Regions from separate parts of the Homo sapiens genome. Here region 1 is linked to region 2. Evidence: read pairs that join two places in POLR2A ChIA-PET (ENCODE). Cell type or tissue: HepG2. All regions are shown on one strand. Links, peaks and the distances in the headings refer to the core of each region. The heading gives the core; the rest is flanking DNA.

Evidence for each region. ChIA-PET counts read pairs that join two places held together with the same protein. Peaks named below come from ENCODE experiments on the same cell type or tissue, not always from the same donor. Only the 100,000 strongest peaks of a DNase experiment are listed, where the experiment ranks them.
Region 1: POLR2A ChIA-PET joins it to region 2 with 5 read pairs; 1 of 35 experiments calls an interaction of 5 or more read pairs at or near these places.

The regions. Positions count from the first base shown.
Region 1 is chr12:12,318,469-12,322,830 of GRCh38, forward strand. No RefSeq gene overlaps it. Among named protein-coding and RNA genes, the nearest start is that of MANSC1, 30 kb to the right of the region's middle. In HepG2, for the core only: no CTCF peak of the experiment used is centred there; DNase peaks (open chromatin) are centred at 1,213 and 2,033; H3K4me3 peaks cover 957 bases.
Region 2 is chr12:12,870,721-12,875,082 of GRCh38, forward strand. No RefSeq gene overlaps it. Among named protein-coding and RNA genes, the nearest start is that of GPRC5A, 19 kb to the right of the region's middle. RefSeq lists an enhancer at 1,028-2,227. In HepG2, for the core only: no CTCF peak of the experiment used is centred there; DNase peaks (open chromatin) are centred at 1,571 and 1,731.

The DNA of each region.
Region 1 (4,362 bases), core at 80-4,079, 550 kb before region 2:
GGAGGCCAAGGCAGGCGGATCGCTTGAGGCCAGTAGTTCAAGACCAGCCTGGCCAACACAGTGAAACCCAGTCTCTACTAAAAATACAAAAATAAGCCAGGCGTGGTGGCGTGAACCTGTAATTCTAGCTACTCGGGATCCTGAAGCACGAGAATCGCTAGAATCCAGGAGGCAGAGGTTGCAGTGAGCCAAGATTGCACCACTGCACTCCAGCCTGGGCGACAGAGCAAGACTCTATTTCAAAAAAAAAAAAAATCTGCTTTATAGGGTCCTTTTACAAACTATTAGGCCACTTATCCTCAAAACCAAACAATGCAATAGGGTAGACAGATAGGAACTCGCAGGCTGTTCACAAGGAAACTGAGGCCCTGAGAGGTTATGTGACTTGTCAGTCTTCCCACCTCCCTTTTGCCCATCTTATAATAGACTCATGTCTGGAACTCAATTGTCCTGATTGCTAGCTCGTTGTGCCCAGTGACTCAAGAGAGTGAAAATTGTTGGTTCAGCAGTCTATCTTCTAAATTTGCTTCTTCTAAAAGTATTTAAAAGGTATAAGAAATATAAATTACTCCCTAGGCTGCTAGGCAGGCACCTGGTTTTCTCCTGGGGTAGTCAGAACCCTCCTATCTTTAATTTTTCACGGATGAATATACCAACAGTGAACAATGGCCAGACCATGGGGAATAGAACTGAGTCTCACAAACTTTGTAGCAACCAGCTGGGGAAGCCAAACCACTTGGCTTCCAACTCAGCACCGACCAGAGAAAGCCAAAGATGCTCCCCAGACTAATCACCGAAGATGCCCTGCTTCATTTTTTTTTTTTTTTTTTTTTTGAGACAGAGTTTCGCTTTGTCACCCAGGCTGGAGTGCAGTGGTGCGATCTTGGCTCACTGCAACCTCTGCCTCCCAGATTAAAGCAATTCTCCTGCCTCAGCCTCCCTAGCAGCTGGGACTACAGGCACGCACCACCATGCCCGGCTTATTTATTTATTTATTTATATTTTTAGCAGAGACGAGGTTTCCCTATGTTGGCCAGGCTGGCCTTGAACTCCTGACCTTGTGAGCTTCCCACCTCAGCCTCCCAAATTGCTGGGATTACAGGCGTGAGCCACCGCACCCAGCCTGCCCTGCTTCTAAGCAGTCCATCTCCCACTTCCTCGTGCCAATAAGCTCCAATCCAGATAAACCTGAAGCCTTCCCTTTTTGTCACTGTAAATTCTCTCACTCCTCTGCCTGCTTTGACCTTCTGCCAAAGTGATGGAAGCTGACTCCCATAGCATAGCAAGCTCTGAGTAAATAGCCCCTGTACTCATTTATTTCCACACCACTGAATGAATAATGAAAGATGTTATAAAGCCAAATTATGAAAAGGGCATCAGTTATTAAACATTTGTAAAATGTTTTACAACCATCTTAGTATGCCTCATAAACACCTCGTGAAGTGCTGCCATCCCCGTTTCAGAGCTGAGAAAATTGAGAAGGAACCATGAGATTAAGTGACTTGCCCAGAGCTATGATGAGAACATGAGCCCCCCAGGGTTTGAGGTCTGTTGTTTATCCACTGAGCTTGAGCTGCGCTTTGGAATCATTACCATCTTAAAGCATTTTACCCTGTGTTGGGTGAATATTAAGAAGTAGATCACATTTCAGCCTGGCAGGCGCGAAAGTATTGTTTTTAGTTTGTTTTTCTAAATTTTAGTAGAGGACATATGGGCTCTATTAACTTTACTATGTAGCACAATTTGAAAGATAGTTTCTTTTCCAGCAAATTTTTCACCGTAATTTAACATTTTAAAATTCAGCACACACCGTCCTCCCTGGATACTTGTTTTTCTCAGAGTTGGGCCTTTTTCCTCTCCACTGCAGCTTGGAAGGTCGTAAATCCAGCCAGGGGGATTTTATTATGCCTGGGGACAGTTTTCAAAGTTAGGTATGAGTGGAAGGAAGGGAGGGCGGGTGCAACAGCGCTGGACAAAGTCCGTCTAATGCAAGACTTTCCTTTCTTTTTTTTTTGTTTTTAAAGATAAGAACTTTTTTGGCTTTCTCCCCGCAAAGCTTGCTGATGATGTTGACTGATGAGGACATGAAAAAAGCTGAGATTTGCAGAACATAACTGGAGCATAAGAACGCCTGTCTGGAAGGCAGGGGCTGCTGGGAAAGGATCTCTCTGGAGCTCCTTGCTGGCTGCAAAAATGCAGCTGTCCCTATTCCTCTCTACTCTGGGACATTTAAAAAGGAGGCTGTGTGGCAGTAGCATTTGGCTTGTGTGCCACTGTACCTGGTCAGCCTGGCATGGAATGCCTTAGTGGTTTGTTAGGGGTCACTGACTGAGGCTAAATAAATTTAGCACCATGTATACTTTCATTAAATATTAAACAATGAGGCCAAGCACGGTGGCTCATGCCTGTAATCCCAGCACTTTGGGAGGCTGAGGTGGGAGGATCGCTTGTGGCCAGGAGTTTGAGACCAGCCTGGGCGACATAGCGAAACCCTGTCTCTACAAAAAATTTAAAAAATTAACTAGGCATGGTGATGCATACCTGTAGTCCCAGCTACTTGGGAGGCTGAGGCAGGAGGATCACTTGAACCCAGGAGGTCACGGCAGCATTGAGCTCTGATCATAGCACTGCCTCTGGCCTGGGCAACAGAGCAATACTCTGTCTCTAAAAGAGAAAAACAAACAAACAACAACAAAAAAAAACACAAAAAGACAATAACATTCAATTGTTTGCTAATGGTTCATCTGCCCAATCTCTGGAATCCTGTCTTTCACCTACTCACCTTCACTCACTTAGAAACTTATGCATTGGCTTCAAATACTATTTCTTCTATATTATCCTTTCACCTTTCTTCTTTAAAAAAAAATTTATTTAGAGACAGGGTCTTGCTAGGTTGCTCGGGCTGGCCTTGAACTCCTGGCCTTAAGTGATCCTCCCACCTCTGCCTTCCATCTTTTTATCTTCTTCAGCTTATGAAAATGGATCCATCTGCATTAAAGGCCTAAAAATGTATGTAGTCAGGTGAGTGTTGTGATAGTTGGTGTGATGGTTAATACTGAGTGTCAACTTGATTGGATTGAGGGATACAAAGTATGAATCCTGGGTGTGTCTGCGTGGCTATTGCCAAAAGAGATTAATATTGGAGTCAGTGGGCTGGGGAAGGCAGATCCACCCTTCATCTGGTGGGCACAATGTAATCAGCTGCCAGTGAATATAAGGCAGGCAGAAAAACACGAAAAGGAGAGAGACTGGCCTAGCCTCCCAGCCTACATCTTTCTCCCATGCTGGATGCTTCCTGCCCTCAAACGTCGGACTCCAGGTTCTTCAGTTTTGGGACTTGGACTGGATCTCCTTGCTCCTCAGCTTGCAGACAGCCTATTGTGGGACCTTGTGATTGTGGAGGTTAATACTTAATAAACTCCCCTTATGTCTGTCTGTCTATCTGTCTGTCTGTCTATCTATCTATCTATCTATCTATCTATCATAGGATATATATATATATCTATTTATATTAGTTCTGTCCCTCTAAGAGAACCCTGACTAACACAGTTGGTGAAGGTTTCCTTTTCTCCTCTGATGATGTGAGTGAAGCAGGCTTTCAGGGATTATGAGAACAGGCGAAGTCTTCAAGGAGATGGGCCCCTCAAACACAGCCTGCACATCCCATCCATCTCCCCATTCTCCTGGAAGCCATGCCTTGGAAGGCAGAGGGGATGCTGGAGGGATGCAGGTCTCAGGGCCTGAGAAGTTGAGGGTGGTTCTAGATAGAGTAGAGAATGAATGGGATAAGGGGCAGTAGAGGCCTGACCTCCGAGAGATCTCACCACTCCTAACTTTGACTATTCCTGTCTGGCTGCATTTGGGTTTCCTTTTGTCCCAAGAAAAGAAAGACGAAAAACCTTAGAGTGTTGGGAGTCTAGATATGTTAAAACTAACAGATGTTAGTTCATTGATCACCAAGACAATGCACGGGCCAGTAGGACTTCTCACAGCAAAAAAGCCAGGATGGAGAGGCGGAAGACCAGGTTGGGCAGATCCTTCAGCTTTCAGCTGTTTTTCTCATCCTTTATAGCACTGTAATTAGGACTAGATGAGGAAAAAAAGATGGGCATGAGCTGTAGCTACAGGGGGAAAACAATAAATGACTAACAGATAAAAAAAATGTAAGTGAAGTGCTAATATTCCAGTCATTTAAAATATTGCTGGGAAGACCAATTATCCGTGTAAAAAAGGTGAAAACAAATATAACATTGCTTAGGTAATTCTGTGGACCCTTGATACACAGTATTTGCATAAAATCAGAATTACAGAATTTAGTGTTTTGTGGTTTTTGTTTGTTTGTTTTTTGAGACACCTGGGTCC
Region 2 (4,362 bases), core at 173-4,172:
CATTCAGTGGGTGCTGTCTTTGGAGTGTAACTACCATTGAGGGGAGATAGCAGCCTGGCAAGGGAAACCTTCTCAGAGGAGGAGATGTTTACAGGGGAACTCTCGGACGAGGAGGAGGAGTTAGCCAAGTGAAGAATGGGGGAGGAAAGGAAGGGTCTTCCAGGTGGAAGGAGCCTCGTGTACAAAGACCCAGATAGAAGGGGTGAGGGCAGGATAAGCAGGTTGTATTCAGGTTCTATATCATTTACTTGTTGAGTGACTTTGGATAGTTATTTAACCTTTCCACTTCTGTTTTCTCATCTGCGAAATGGAGATAATTATAGTTAATATCTAGTAGAGTTGTAAATATTAAATAAGTTAATGCAGAAAGTATTTTATTAATCTATTTTTATTTGTCTTTCTTTTTCAAACACCAACTTGAACCAGAAGGAAGAGTTTTTTAGAACAAACCTGATACATAGGAAACAATAGATGATGGTCATTGTTGCTATTATTAGTATTATACAGGGAGCCGTGGGTATGTAAATATACAGCTGGAACATAGAATTTAAGAAAGTGAATGGAGAGGCCAGGCGCAGTGGCTCATGCCTGTAATCCCAGCACTTTGGGAGGCTGAGGTGGGCGGATCGCTTGAGGTCACGAGTTCGAGACCAGCCTGGCCAACATGGTGAAATCTGTCTTTACTAAAAATACAAAAATTAGCTGGGCATGATGGCGTGTGCCTGTAATCCCAGCTACTTGGGAGGCTGAGGCTGGAGAATTGGTTGAACCCAGGAGGTTCAATTGTGCCACTGCACTCCAGCCTGGGCGATAGAGCAAGACTCAGTCTCAAAAAAAAAAAAAAAAAAAAAAAAAAAAAAAAGAGGGTGAATGGAGAGAGAGATATCATTCTGGAATGGTAAACAGGGGCCAGATCACGAATGACTTTGTAAGCCATACATGGTTTTCTGAACTTGTCCTAGAGTAAGTGAAGAGAGGTTGTGTTTGTTTTTGAGATAGGGTCTTGTTTTGCCACCCAGGCTGCAGTGCAGTGGCGTGAGCACAGCTCACTACAGCCTCGACCTCCTGGGCTCAAGCCATCCTCCCCACTCAGCCTCCGGAGTGGCTGGGTCTATAGGTGAGCACCACCATGCCCAGTTAATTTTTTATTTTTTGTAGAGATGGTATCTAACTATGTTGCCCAGGCTCGTCTCAAACTCCTGGCCTCAAGTGATCCTCTCGCCTTGGTCTCCCAAAGTGCTGGGATTACAGGTGTGAGCCACTGGGCCAGGCTGAGAGGTTATGGATTTTGAGGAGAGTTGAGCAGATTTGGGGTTTTAGGAGGATCTCTACACAAAAGGCTTCTAGAGTGGGGAATGCTTTGGAGAGAAGAAAAACTAGAGACATGGAGATCAGCTGGAAGCCACTGTGGTGGTCCAGGAGAGGCTTGTGGGGGCTGGGCCTGAGGTTGTGCTGAGGGGGATGAAGAGAAGTGGACCTGCTAAAGGTCACAGTGCTGGTTAGTGACGGACCAGGGGCGGGAGCTGTTGACTAATTACATAAGAATTTCCTGCCAGGAAATTAGCCTTTTTTTCTTGTTTATTTAGGCATGAATTTAATATATGTGCTACTTGATAGAAACAGATAAGTAACTACAAGTAACTGGGCAGGGATGGTTAGCTGGGAGGTATGGATTTCATTTCCATTACTAATGCCTGCAATTGCTGATAATAGACGTGCCCCAGGAATCGCTGCAAGGGAAATGGAGCAAGGTGAGCCATTCTCTTTGAAGGAGTTTTTTCCAGCTCTACCGGTTTATGTGTATAGGGTCACACCCTACCTTCTTATAACTGCCTCATTTGTTCTCCTTTGGGTCAGGCTGAAAGTGTTTGTTTGCTTTTTCTGGTTTTATTGGCATAGAAAACTCTAGCAAGATGTGATTGGCCACTCTGTGGGGGCATCACTGGCCTTTCAAGCTGTGTTTCTCAAACATTCTCTGTGGACGCAGATTGGTCATGGCATCTGCATTCCTGGAAGGTGCAGGCTGATGGGTGGAGCGGAGGAGTTTTGAGGAGCCAGATGAGATGAGGCACCTGGGGACAGGTGACCCCAGCAGCTGCCGCTTGCAGGAGAGAGCTTCTGAGGAAAGACATCTGAGTCAGCAGGGTGACTGCTGGGACTGTGGGCAAAGCATGAGCCCAGCGGTGTTCTCATCCACCCAGTTAGGCGACCCTGAAGGTCTATGATGATAATCTAAATGATCCCTGAAAGGATCTGCTCTAATCTCTTCGCTGGTCCATGAACCTGCCAGGCTTGTTCTGATTCCGTATGGGAATTTGATTGATAAAGTCCTATGCATTCTTGAGTCACCCCCATCACCCACCCTCTACTCCCTTTGAAGAACCACAGAGGGAAGAGTAGACACCATACAGCTCACACTGACTCACTTCTGTGTTCAATGCATTGCTCCTCTTAGTCTCCCAGCTTTTCTAGAAGCCCTCTGAGGGCTTTTTTTTTTCCTTTTCTTTTTGAGACAGGGTCTCTGTTGCCCAGGCTGGAGTGCAGTGGCATGCTCTCAGCTCGCTCTGCCTCCTGGGCTCAAGTGATCCTCCTACCACAGCCTCCTGAGTAGCAGGACTACAGGTGCGCACTACCACGCCTCGCTAATTTTTGTATTTTTAGTAGAGATGGGGTTTCACCATGTTGCCTAGGCTGGTCTCAAACTCCTGACCTCAAGTGATCTGCCCACCTCAGCCTCCCAAAGTGCTGGGGTTACAGGCGTCAGCCACCGCACCTGGCCCTTCTGAGGGCTTTTTATTCCTTCTATGTTCTCGTAACTCCTCTCAGAGTTTTTAGGTGACCTCTGTTGATTGACAGATCCAGAAGTTTGGAAGATGTGTCAGCCTGAATTTACAGATTGGGAAGCCGAAGAGGAAGGGTTTAGCCACCTGCCCAAGATTGTGAGAATTGGCAGTTATTCACCAGATAACCAGGAACAGTCCTAGAGTTAAACATTTTACATACATTTGTTGTTTAATCCTTTCAACAAAGCCTAAGAGGTAGAAGGTCTCATTATCCCCATTTCATAGCTGAGGAAATTGAAGCTTACAGTTTTTAAATAACTCCACTGCACTTACATGTCAAACTCAGAATTAAACCCAGTCTTATTCCTAACTGCTTCTCATTTTCAGCACTTCCTACATTGTATTACAGCTTCATCTACTTGCCTTCTCTGCAAATTAGACTATTACCTTTTCTAAAGGCAGGAACAATACTTTTTATTTTAATCAGGACCTAGCACACAACCTGATACATAGTTGATGTTTAATGAATGATTATTAACCAAATGTTAAAAGAATAAAGAGCTGGTGATAAAGCTAACTTCTAGTCCAGGTATGCACTGCCTCCCTGCAAAGGCCAGGCTGGCCTGCTCCCTTTCAGAATGGGATCTCATAGGAGCCTCTTCTCTACTCAAAGTGACACCATCAGACCCCATATATGGGGAACAATGTTACTTCCTGGTTTCCTTTAAAAGCCCTTTGGGAGGAGACAGTGAGCAGGCGTCAGTCTTGGGGAGCCTCTTCAGCCCTGCAGGGTTGGGGCCTCCTTTCTGTCTCTCCTCCATGGCACAGAGCTCCACTTACAATCCACAGAAACCCTTGGAGGCAGTGAGCATCAGCCTCCATCTAAAGTGGTGATGACCAGCCTAGTCTCTGGCTGGAGAAACTTGGAGTTGATTCTGGTTCTCTTGGGCCAGATATTAACCTTATGAAGTCTCAGTTTCCTCCCTATAATGTGGGGATACATATAATGTCCATTTCATCCAGTTGCTATCAAGATTGAATGAGAAAATGCATGCCCAGTCCTCATCACAGCATGAGGTGAATGACAGCTTTGGTTACTGGAATTTGAAGGCCTGAGAGAGGAATGTGAAAGAGGAACTAATAATAACATCAGGCACTGCAGGGCGCTTTGCCAATCACTCTTTTTTTTTTTTTTTGAGTCAGGGTCTCCTTCTGTGGCCCAGTCTGGAATGTTAGTGGTGCAATCTCGACTCACTGCAACCTCCGCCTCCCGGATTCAAGTGATTCTCCTGCCTCAGCCTCCCAAGTAGCTGGGATTACACGTACGCACCACCATGCCCGGCAAATTTTTGTATTTTTAGTAGAGATAGGGTTTCAACATATTGGCCAGGCTGGTCTCAAACTCGTGACCTCAAGTGATCTGCCCGCCTCAGCCTCCCAAAATGCTGGGATTATAGGCGTGAACCATCACACCGGGCCATTCCAATCACTCTTCATTTCCTGCATCTCAAAGCAACGCTGTCAAACAGTTGGAGTTGATTTTCTAGGCCTTTCTGTTTTCCCCCTCCTGCTTGCCATT